2 separate regions of the Homo sapiens genome follow, and region 1 is linked to region 2. The links are chromatin contacts, found by Hi-C in ENCODE. All regions are on one chromosome and are shown on one strand. Each heading gives the region's core, a stretch centred on a gene start or an enhancer-like site at or near the end of the contact. The rest is flanking DNA. Distances are from core to core; before and after follow the strand shown.

Region 1 (5,378 bases), core at 1,690-4,189, 86 kb before region 2:
TATCCCTTTATTTTGAGCCTATATGTGTCTCTGCACGTGGGATGGGTTTCCTGAATACAGCACACTGATAGGTCTTGACTCTTTATCCAATTTGCCAGTCTGTGTCTTTTAATTGGAGCATTTAGCCCATTTACATTTAAGGTTAATATTGTTATGTGTGAATTTGATCCTGTCATCATGATGTTAGCTGGTGATTTTGCTCGTTAGTTGACGCAGTTTCTTCCTAGCCTTGATGGTCTTTACAATTTGGCATGTTTTTGCAGTGGCTGGTACTGGTTGTTCCTTTCCATGTTTAGTGTTTCCTTCAAGAGCTCTTTTAGAGCAGGCCTGGACTTTAGACTAACTGTTCTTTCTTCCATAACATTCTATGCAGGAAGGAGATAGTATTCTTCAGCTTGTAGCGTTTAGAAAAGAGTGAAACATTGTGTAAGGCTTCTTGCCTAGGCATTTATAGCTGGACATGAAAAATGGCAATGCCAACTTTTTAGTAATTTAGTTACAAGCTTGTCATACATATCTGACTTCTGGTTATCACTCTCGAGTTTTTTAGTTCAATTAGGTTTTCAGGGTATAACGATTACAGCTGATTTGCAGAGCCTGGTCATTATGTCGTTTTTCTAGGATTCTATCCATTTTAGAAAATCTATTCCATTCATGTGAACAGAAATGATCCTGCTTAAAAGCAGGAGCACTGAGAGTCCATTATACGTATGCAGAGAGCTACCATTTTGCCTCCTTTGGTAACTTGGGGGTGGCTTTGTAGATGAAATGCCCAGCATAAAGTTGATCCTTTGGGGATGGCATCATATCTGTGAATCTGTAGATCGCCGTGTAGATGAAATGGCTGGGTTTTCAGCTAATTTGTACTGATGGAATCACATCCACCTGAGCACCAGAAAAATCTAATTGTGGACAGAAGAGAGTAGGCATGTAATATACAATGTGGCATGAACTGAAAGTGATTTAGCAGTGAAAACTATTTACTTATTATTTTCCCTGCCACCTCCTCAACTGATATGCTGCATTAAAGATAAGCTTGGGCTAATCTGCTAGGATTGATAAAGAGTTTTCCAATTCTGAAGACTGCATCAGAGCCTCATTCACTAGCATTTACAAATTTTAGATTCAGTATCTCAAAATGTGCAGGGAGTGTGGGAGATGAAACAGATTGCGGAGGTGGAGTATTGCTTGAATTTTGTCAGCACAACAACTAAATAAGGGCATAAGAAGAGAGAACCACTGTCAAACCATTCAGTGATATACAGAAACTCAAATCTCTATATGTCAATCTCTTGGCATTTGGCACAAAAATTATTTTCTAGTGGGCTGAATCTTTCATTTTTTTAAACCAGATGTTTTAGAGATGTGTATTCCCAGAATTAGACTAAAGTTTCCAAATATCATTGTAGGCTTTCTACCAACTATTATTAAATATGTCATTATTCATTTATTCACTCATTCGGTTAACAAATGTGTATTGAGCACTTAACCAACAACTATTTCCAATGCTGGAGATCTGCTGGTGAATAAGTCACACTGGTCCCTTCTGTCTTGGAGCTCACACTCTGAATAAAAGGAGCCTCCAGGGGGGAATTTTTGTTCTGAGAGGATGCTTGATAAGCTAACCTCTAGAAATACTCTCTTCTCTAACATTCTATTTGGTAGTAATCTGGGATAGCCAGCTTTGCATGCATAATTCTATTAATCCCTAATTTTGTTGAGTACTTTATATTTACTCTAAAAAGTAGTTTTATATGTGTTTTCCCATTTGTGCCTAATCTGCTCTTTAATCCATTTGTTGATTTTGTAATTTCAGTTTTTAAAATATTTGTTTGATTTTTTTCTAGAAGCTTTATTTAATTCTTTCCCAAGTATGTTTCATTATTTTCAGTCTACTGTTTCTATTATACTTGAGACAGATACTTTAGTTTTTATAACTGCATTAAGGATAATTATTTAGGCTACCCATTTGATAATCCTAATATTGGCAGTCTTTCTGAGTCTGTTGTTTTTGTTTTCTGTGAACACATGTTTTATGGAACATAACCTGTAGGAGTTTTTTTGAGGACCAGTTTTAAGTTGCTTTCCTCTAAAGTTAATTTTCTTTTGTTTATGAAAAGTAAACACTAAGTTCAAACTAACTTCTAAGCTTTATATCCTCCCCACTATACTAGTAGTGTATATTCTGGCTATAACCCAAGTGAGTTCCAGTTTGTAAACATAAATTTTCAGGGAAACTTTTCTACCTCCCAATTTCTTTCACCCAGAGTTGAGATGAGAGCAAGTGTCCTCCTTGTCTTCTTTAACAGACTCCCCGCCTTGGTTTATCTCCTCTCACTGAGGTTCTTGTGTTCTGCAGGAGCTGGCTTGATGTGAGATTGTCCTCTAAAGCTGTAACATCCTTCCCTCAGGTCTTTACTGGTTTTTGTATCATCATGCTTCAATTCGGGTGTTACCTCTTTAAAAAGTTCTGCCCTGACTGTGGGAAGTACACTTCCTGGTCATGTGATCCTATCTTATTGTCTTTATGCCCTTATTCGTTCCTGACACTAGCTAGTTATCTAACTGATTAATTTTTCTATATTTTTGTCAACTCTCCCCATCAAGACTATCAACCCCAGGAGTGTGGGGCTATCCTTTTTTGTTCGTTGTTGCTTCCCCAGTGCCAGAGATGGTGCTTGGCCCTGGAGGAATTTATACTGAATGATTAAAGGGCCATAAGCTTTGGCTGGTTCTTAGTTCTCTCCAAAGTTTAAAGTCCTGTCTGGTTCTTAGCTCTCTCCAAAGTTCATGAAAGAAGTATGAAGAAAGAAAGAAAATATGAAGACTCAATGAGTTACATATGAGATGTCCCATGATATACTAGGGTGTTGCCTCCTCTTCCTTTCCTCCTTTTCTGGTCTTAGAGCTAAGTTTCTGTTCCTCTTTCTATCTCTTGGTGGGCTGATCTCAGTTTGTAACTTTGACCTATAGCAATAAACCTGCAGCTGTGCTTACTTGCTTACTTGCTTTCTTATCTCTTTATGGCAGCTTCCATATCTGATCCTAGGTCCCCAACTTGAATCTTCCTGTTTTTGACCCTTGCTATGCTTTGCCTTGATCCTCCCTCATTAGAAAAAAAAAAAAAAAGTAAAAAATAAATTTAAGAGGAAAAACAAAAACAAAATCGGCCTTTTTGTCAAATACTTTAAAATACAAGCATATTCATTATTAAAGCAGCATAATCTCATTTAAGCAAATGCTGAAAATAAATAGAAATATAGATAAAAAAATCACTACAGTCCAGCTACCTAGTCACAGTTACCGTATATTTCTTTTTACACATGCTTAGTTTTATTTTTATACAAGCTTAATTTTATTTTTCCCACTATATATATACAATTATAGCATATATACAATTTTGAATACTGATTTTTAAAAATTGTTATTTTATCTTTAAAAATGTGTTTAAATATAATCTGTGATGGCTGTATAATATTCCAGCTAATGAATATATAGTTTGCTAAGCCTTTGATCTATACTGAATGTTTGCACTGTTTCATAAGTCACATTTTAATAAAAAATTTGTAGACCTATTACATGAGTCAGATCATGTATCATGTTGAATCACACCCCTGGGAAGTGAAACAATCTAGCAAAATCTGTTACTAGTTGAGGCCAGAGTTGCCTGTGGGACACTTTTAGGGAACTACCTGGGAGGCAGGCTGAGGACTGAGATGGTCACATATGCTGAGCTGACTGTGTGAGACATAGGCATATGCAGAGAGTCTTCCTCTATAAAGATTCATTTGCGAGATGCAATCACAGAGTACAGTAGAAATTCATTCTTCGGGGCAAGGGAAACATATCTATACTTTCCTGAGCAAAATTTTGTAGTCTAGACAAATTCCAAAATTCCAATCTATTGTAATGTTCAAATGCAAATAAAACTAAAACTAAAAGTAACTGCAAATTCCTTTTTTTGTCACTAGTAAGATCCACAAGTGTTATGTTCATACTTGCAAACTTGTCAAGGAATGCAACATTTTAAAGTAACATTACTTCTGTAACAGGGACATCATTGTTGCTTGAATGTTCATTTAAAAAGTAAAGATTTATGATTCTTAAAAGTGTGAGATTAGGTTTGGCACTGATTCTCCTTTGTGTGGTACATCTATTTCAGTGACTAAACTTCATGGGAAGCACATTGTGAGAGTAAGATTAGATTTGTTTATATTTATCTTGGGAATGTTCTTAAGGGTGCCATAAGTAAACATGAGTTCTTAAAAATGAAATCATTTTAGTATTTCTCTGAAGCTCTGCTAAAAAGTAGAAAAATTAATTCTAGAGAAAGCAATAATTTGGTCCTGATGGACAAAAAGGAATACAATTATGTATTATGAAATATCTTTGCTATACCGACACGGAAGTGACATCATATTCCTTTTAAAATACCCTTCCGGAGTAGTATAAATGAAAACATATTTCCTTCTGACTTCTTTCCTTTTCACTGCACTTTACCCTGGCTTTGGTCTTTCTGCTCTTATCTGCCATTTCTTTTGTCCCTTCTTCTCCCCTCAACCCTGTCACTTTGATCTGCATTTCCTCACAATCTCCACTCCATTCTTCTTTAATTTGAAACTTCCTGCTTTATTTCTCTAGCAGCTTTATTCTACTGCACTTGAATCCTCTCTTTGAGTCAAATAGTCACATTGACTGTTAAAAAGGAAAACAATGTCAGATGTTGCCCTCTGCCCATAAAGAACAAAAACCACAGATTGAAGTATTAAAAACTTTTTTCATCTTAAGAAGAGTTTTGCTAGATGTCTTTGACTGGTGTTTTTTTTTTTTCCATAGACTATCTGATTTTGAAGAATAAAAAAAGATGGTAAAACATAGTACTGTTTACACTTATTGATATTTTTATTTAAACAGCTTCTCATTGAGTGAGTAAACTTACAGATCTGACTTCTCTATTATATTAAGGGAGCAGACTGATTAGGTTCGATCAATCATGAAGGAATGAGATGACACCTGAGATAGTCCTTTGAAAGTTAAATAATAAATAATACCTGATATCAGGGATGGCACTTATGTGTCACTCATATTCCCACTCCTGAGCTTGGCCATGGCCCACATTCCTTCTAAGCTTTACAGGTAGTTATTGTAATTTAACTAGATGTGTTCCTTGAGTTGAAATTAATTTGTCCTCTTTGCTTTAGACTGTATACCTCATGACCTCCAATTTCACAGCTGGTATGGCACATACAACCTATGAGTTAGGTCTTATTTTAAGAATTTTACGGGAACTAGTTTTGAGACTCAGAAGGATTTAAGTAACTCACCAAGGTCACATAGCTGGTAATAGAAATAATTCAGGTCTTCTGACGGCAAGATCA
Region 2 (5,713 bases), core at 863-3,362:
CCATCAAACATTTTTCTTGTGACATTCATCTTAGCATATTTTCCTGAACATCTCTACTTGGCTATTCAATACCGCAGTCTCAACATGATCAAACATGAAGCCATCATCTTCCCATATCTGTTCTTCTTTTCTCTTAAATAATATGTCTGTTCACTCCACTGTTCAAGCCTGAAAACTGCCATTTAAACCTCCCTATATGTTCCACAGCTGTGCCTATTAATTATACCTCCTAAGTATTTATCTAATCTCTTTGTCTCTCTACAGTGCCACTGCCATTAGACAAGTGCCTGGCTTATCACTGTAGCTTCCCCATCTCCAGCCATCATGCTGACAGTGACTTTAAAAAAATGCAACTTAATCATGTCGCTCTATGGGCAAAATCCTTTGGTGGTTCTACATTTTCTCTGTGATAATGGCTGTTCTTCATGCTAAAATTATCTATCTAGCATATTGCAATCATTAATTTCATTGGCTGTTTATCCAACTAGACAGTAAATTGTTTTCTATAGAATAGAGACAAAGTATTACTAGCCAATGCATACATATGTATGTATGTATGTGTATACACACACACACACACACACACACACACACACACACACACACACATATATATATATATTCAAACCTACTATAATCCCTTAACTGTAATGGTTGCTGTATAGACAAGAATAGAATCTAGAGTATTTACCCTCTCTAATTTTACCGTCTAGCTGGGAGCAAAACAAGATGTAAGGTATATATTAAACCAAGACCATTCAGGAAGTAAACTGTGTAGCAGTGCCTGTAAGTGAAGAGATGAGAAGAAATCCAAACTAACATATTTGAAGAAATATCACCAGAGGTGGGATTGGAGTTGGGTCTTGGAAAATAAATAGTGTCTGAAAACATGAAAGAAGAATACAGTTGATTTCAAAAGTGAGGAATAATGTGTGGAAAAAAAAGAGTATTCAAATAGGAAGACAGGAAGTCAAATTGTCTGTTTCCAGATGACAAGATTGTATAATTTAGAAAACCCCATCGTCTCAGCCCAAAATCTCCTTAAGCTGATAAGCAATAAAAAATAAATAATTTTTAAAATAAATAAATTATCTTTCAAAGCAAATTTCTTACCCATAGTTAGGATAATGCTCTTGCTATATATCTCTAGAATAACCTTTAAATAACTTTAAAATAAATGATTCATTTTTGTTAGAGGCAATAAAATAAAATGAGATATTTAACATTTAATTTACAGTTCTACATGCATTTTCAGATTCTGCTTTACTGTGAGGACTGTTACTATAGTAAAATAAACCCTAATGTAAAGAATGTGATGGGGTCATGTGTGTGTGTGTGTGTGTGTGTGTGTGTGTGTATATATATATATATATATATAAAATTAAATAATCTGGTATAATCTAGAATTCATTTTTTAAAAGAGATCAGAAAAATGCTGCTTGAAACAGGTGTAAACCATGGATGATAAAGTTCTTTGTTGCCCAGGGATGTTAAATGGATTACACAGTAATGTGAAAGTGCCAATCCTATAGTTAAGGTTGAAAAAGTCATTTCCATTTAAAATTTCTATTTCTTATATGTATATATTTTAAAGTCTTGTTTGCTGAAATTTTTCATGCTTCATCTAAATTTTAGCCACATATTGTGAGGTTACAGAAAACTTCATTTGGCCAATTCTGAGGCATCTAAATGTGTCCACAAGGGATTCGGCATCAAGCCTGATGCAACTTACCTATTTATATTCATACATGTTAATGTGGGATCCCTCCCTCCCTACAATATAATTTAGCTCTTACTGTGTGCATAATTTTATATTTTGCTATTTAAAACGCATGGTCATGATCATTTTGCCATTTTATTAAATATTAAATATTATTAAATATTAAGTTTTAGATGTTTAATGATGATATTTTTATTATTTTTTATGGTTAATTACATCATTTCAGTTTTGTTTTGGTTTCTTTTTGCTATTATAATTAACTCTGTGAATAAAACACCTGTTGTAACAACGTCATTAAGTGCCTTGGAAATTCAGTGCTTAAACAATGACTGGCAGGTGTCCAGCTATGACTGCACAGGAACTTTGTCTCTGATGGGACAACACCAAGGCATGACTTCAACTCCTGAGTTTCCCTGAAGAATCAGCTGACGCTTGCCTGGAACGTTCCCTGAAATCGCACCCTTACTTGGCTTCCTCTCTTTTTCTCCTTCTACTTCCTTCACTTGTTTACCACTTTCCCATGGGAGCATTTCCTTGATAAATCACTGGCAATAAATCCCTGCCTGGGGTCTGCTTCTGGGAAAACTGCCCTAAGACATCTTTTCATAAACTTATGATTATTCTCATAAGATAATGTCTTAGAATTATTCAATCACAAGGTCTACACCTTTTTAAAGTGTTTGATAGATACTGCCTATTTGCTCTCTGGAAAAGTTGTATGAACTTAAGTTCCTGCCATCAACATACACATGCTCCTTCCATAGCACCCTCTGGAGTATTATCAATTATCATTCGAATAAATCCTTGTCTTGTTAATAAGTATATTTTATTTTCAGAATTATTTTGGGGGCTCTTTGCTGAGAAGCTTCTGAAAAGAATTTGGTCAAACTTTTCTGAGATTGTGAATGGTTACAGTATGATGCTTCTACCATTCCTGGGAACAAAAGGCTTCATCTTGTCTGGAGGTAGAGGTGGGCCCCTAGTGGCCATATATGTGCTATGTGGAGACTCTGATCCCATGTTATATCTAATGGGACTTGGAGTAGACATCTGATTAATTTGGGTCCATTGGATCCTCTTTTTGTGAATATGAAACTGAGAGTTAAAGCCAGAAAGTCTAAAAAGCCACAGAGACCAGAAAATGTAGGGAGTGGGACTATATTTATAGCAGCAACCTAAAAAGGAGATCCGCCAGTTCACATGTAACAATGGACTGGAATAGTGGGCTTAAAAATGGATTCATGCTCAAATATGAAAGTATGATAATTAAAGGAACTGGTGTGGCTGAACAGAGAGTAAAAAAGGGACTCCTCAATAAATGATACTGGGAATACTGTTGAATGGAAAGGTGAATATGAATCTCTACTTCATAACATACACAAACATCAAATTCAATTGGAACAATAACAAATAACAGAAGTAAAATTGTAAAACTTCAGAAAAGAACAAGGGAGAATAAAGGCACATCCTTGCAGTATAGAGGAATTTTTATACAAGACACAAAGAGCTCTTATGATAAGGAAAAGACTGAGAAATTTGCTTATATTCAAATGAAAAACTTCTGGTCTTCAAAAGTGACCATTGAGAGAAAGAGATAAGCCAAGCTATTTGATAAACATCATAACCAAGATATTATTAATACCCATACTATATAAAGAATGCCTATAAATTTAAAAAGGCAACATTGTAGAAAAATGGGCAATAAGTATATATAGATACTTTTTGCTAGGGGAAATATGCATGACCCACAAACATATGAAAATATGCTTAGCCTCCTTAGTAGTCAGGGAAAGGCAGATTAAGTACAATAAAATAAGATTTTCATCCACCATAGTGGCTAAAATTTATAAGTTGGATAGAACTAAATATTGATAAGTATGTTGAGCAATGGAAACTCTCATGGGCTGTGTTTCAGAGTGTATTGAAAAGAGCTCTTTGAAAACCTATTTGAAATTATCTTTTAAGTTTTAAAATTTCCATACCAAAGACTTCGAAAATTTCACTTGTAGATACACAGAGCTTACAGAAACAGGGGCACGTGTATACCTGACGATGTGTATAACACCACCCTGTGCAAAATTTTTGTAATAGCAAAAAAGTGGAAGCAGCGCAAATGTTCATCAGCAGTAAGATGGCCATACTATATTTTAGTATATTCATATGTTGATAGATCATAGAAAATGAAGCCACAGCTACATGCATCAGCACATATGAATATCAAAAATAGTGTTTAGTATAAAAGCATAGACTATACACAGTAAACATGTCAGCTGGAAATTAAAAGTAAAAGAACACATATATGTGTTCACGTATAACACACACAACTAGAAAGACAAGTAAAACAGTAATAATTAACACCAAAAATTAAGATTGCGATTAAATCAACCTAAAGAGCCTGAGCAGAATAGTCATACTGCCGGGCTGAGGAAGTAGAGGATTAAAGTTCCAGTCTGCTGAAACTGCAGGTATGGAACAGCATACCTAAGGAGAGGAGCTGAACGGTGAGGAAAATCCAGAAGTTTGTGGGAGTTCCTCATATATAATTGGCCAAGGATTGAGCTGCACATATGCAGGGCAGTATTCACAAGACCTAGAAGAGATTTCCTGCTTCAAGGCTGAGAGCTAGAAGAGGTCAACTCATATTAGAGGTCATGCAGTTTAGGAAGACATTGGAGAAAACCCTGTTCCAAGCTGCAGACAGCTAACTTCTTGTTGTATATTCACATGGTCAAGAGCAGAGCAAGAGAGCTCTCAGGCATCTCTTTAACAAAGGCATTAATCCCATTCACGAGGGCTCCACCCTCATGACTTAAATTACATGCTAAAGGCTCTGCCTCCCAATATCATCACACTTGTTGTTAGGATTTCAACATACAATTTTGAGGGGACATAAACATGCAGTCAATAACAAAAATAATAGACCAAAATACAATCATATCAATAATATTAAATGAAAATGGACTAAAAACTCCAACTGAAAGGCATAGGTTGTCAGACTAGATAAGTATCAAGAATGAGCTCTAAGCCATCAACAAGAGAGATATTTCTGTTTAAAGTAAAAATTCAGAAAGCTTTATTTATTCCGCTGTTCAGTCTCTGCTTTCAAGATATTGCCTTAAAATTAAATCATCTTTATCTACCCTTAGCTATATTAATACAACTTTTAAGTTACGCCTCTCATTCCATCCTCTTTGAACTATATTACCATGATACTCCCAAATACACACTTTTAAGTTAGTTGTCACCTTAGATGAAACATACCCAAGGGTGACTTCATCATTCTACCCATAAGACAAATTTCCCCTCTCAATTATTTTCTGTTAATAAAATTATCATTTTTGCTAATTTTCTAAGTTCAAAACCCTGAATTCAACTTATATTCCATCATCTTTTAATGACTAAATCACATTGCGTTTTTTTCAAAATGTCTCTTTTCACAGCCACAACCATTTACATTATTATTATTACCTGTGTTTCATAGAGTAGCTACGAAGTGTTTAAGCAAAGATAAGGTTATTTGTATGTGCTTATTCTGCACACATTTTAATTTTTACTCATGCTCATCTTGGCATTTTTTCTATGTTAATGGACGGAAGTCATTAAAAGAGCTCCTGATAACTGTTATTAGATTTTTACTTGATTTCCACTGAAATTCAAACTCACAGAGTTTGTAGTCACTTGGTGCTGGAACTCCCATAAAATATTTATTATGGAAAAAACATTATACCAGCATAAGAAGAAACACAAATGTATCTCCAATTCCTTTGTACTTGAAAATTACACTGTTTAAATTATAAACTTTAAGAGATAAATTTTTGTATTCTGCTTCCAAGTTAACCATATATTTTGTTTCTCTTAAAAGGTCTCTGTACTTTATTTTTAACTTCTATATTTCATCAAGTCAGTGTAACATGATTTAAACTGTCCCTCATTGTTAAATATTGGGGCTCTTTAATAATTTTTTTTCTATCACACATAATTCTGCAATGCTTA

What was found. Hi-C counts contacts between places; a loop is a spot of excess contacts on that map. Pooled maps may share reads with other maps.
Region 1: a loop to region 2 is called in a map of endothelial cell of umbilical vein, with 4 times the contacts of the local background. The contact joins two enhancer-like sites. A Hi-C loop is called at or near these places in 1 of 168 maps with a recorded cell type or tissue (endothelial cell of umbilical vein), 13 of 37 single-sample maps with no recorded cell type and 5 of 50 pooled maps.

The regions. Positions count from the first base shown.
Region 1 is chr2:36,057,437-36,062,814 of GRCh38, reverse strand. No RefSeq gene overlaps it. Among named protein-coding and RNA genes, the nearest start is that of CRIM1-DT, 300 kb to the left of the region's middle. RefSeq lists an enhancer at 2,990-3,039. Within about 2 kb of position 2,939, at least 3 of the 41 ENCODE cell types and tissues checked have a DNase peak (open chromatin) inside an H3K27ac peak, as active enhancers do; they include endothelial cell of umbilical vein, where a contact is called at or near this core.
Region 2 is chr2:35,970,315-35,976,027 of GRCh38, reverse strand. No RefSeq gene overlaps it. Among named protein-coding and RNA genes, the nearest start is that of CRIM1-DT, 380 kb to the left of the region's middle. Within about 2 kb of position 2,112, at least 3 of the 41 ENCODE cell types and tissues checked have a DNase peak (open chromatin) inside an H3K27ac peak, as active enhancers do; they include endothelial cell of umbilical vein, where a contact is called at or near this core.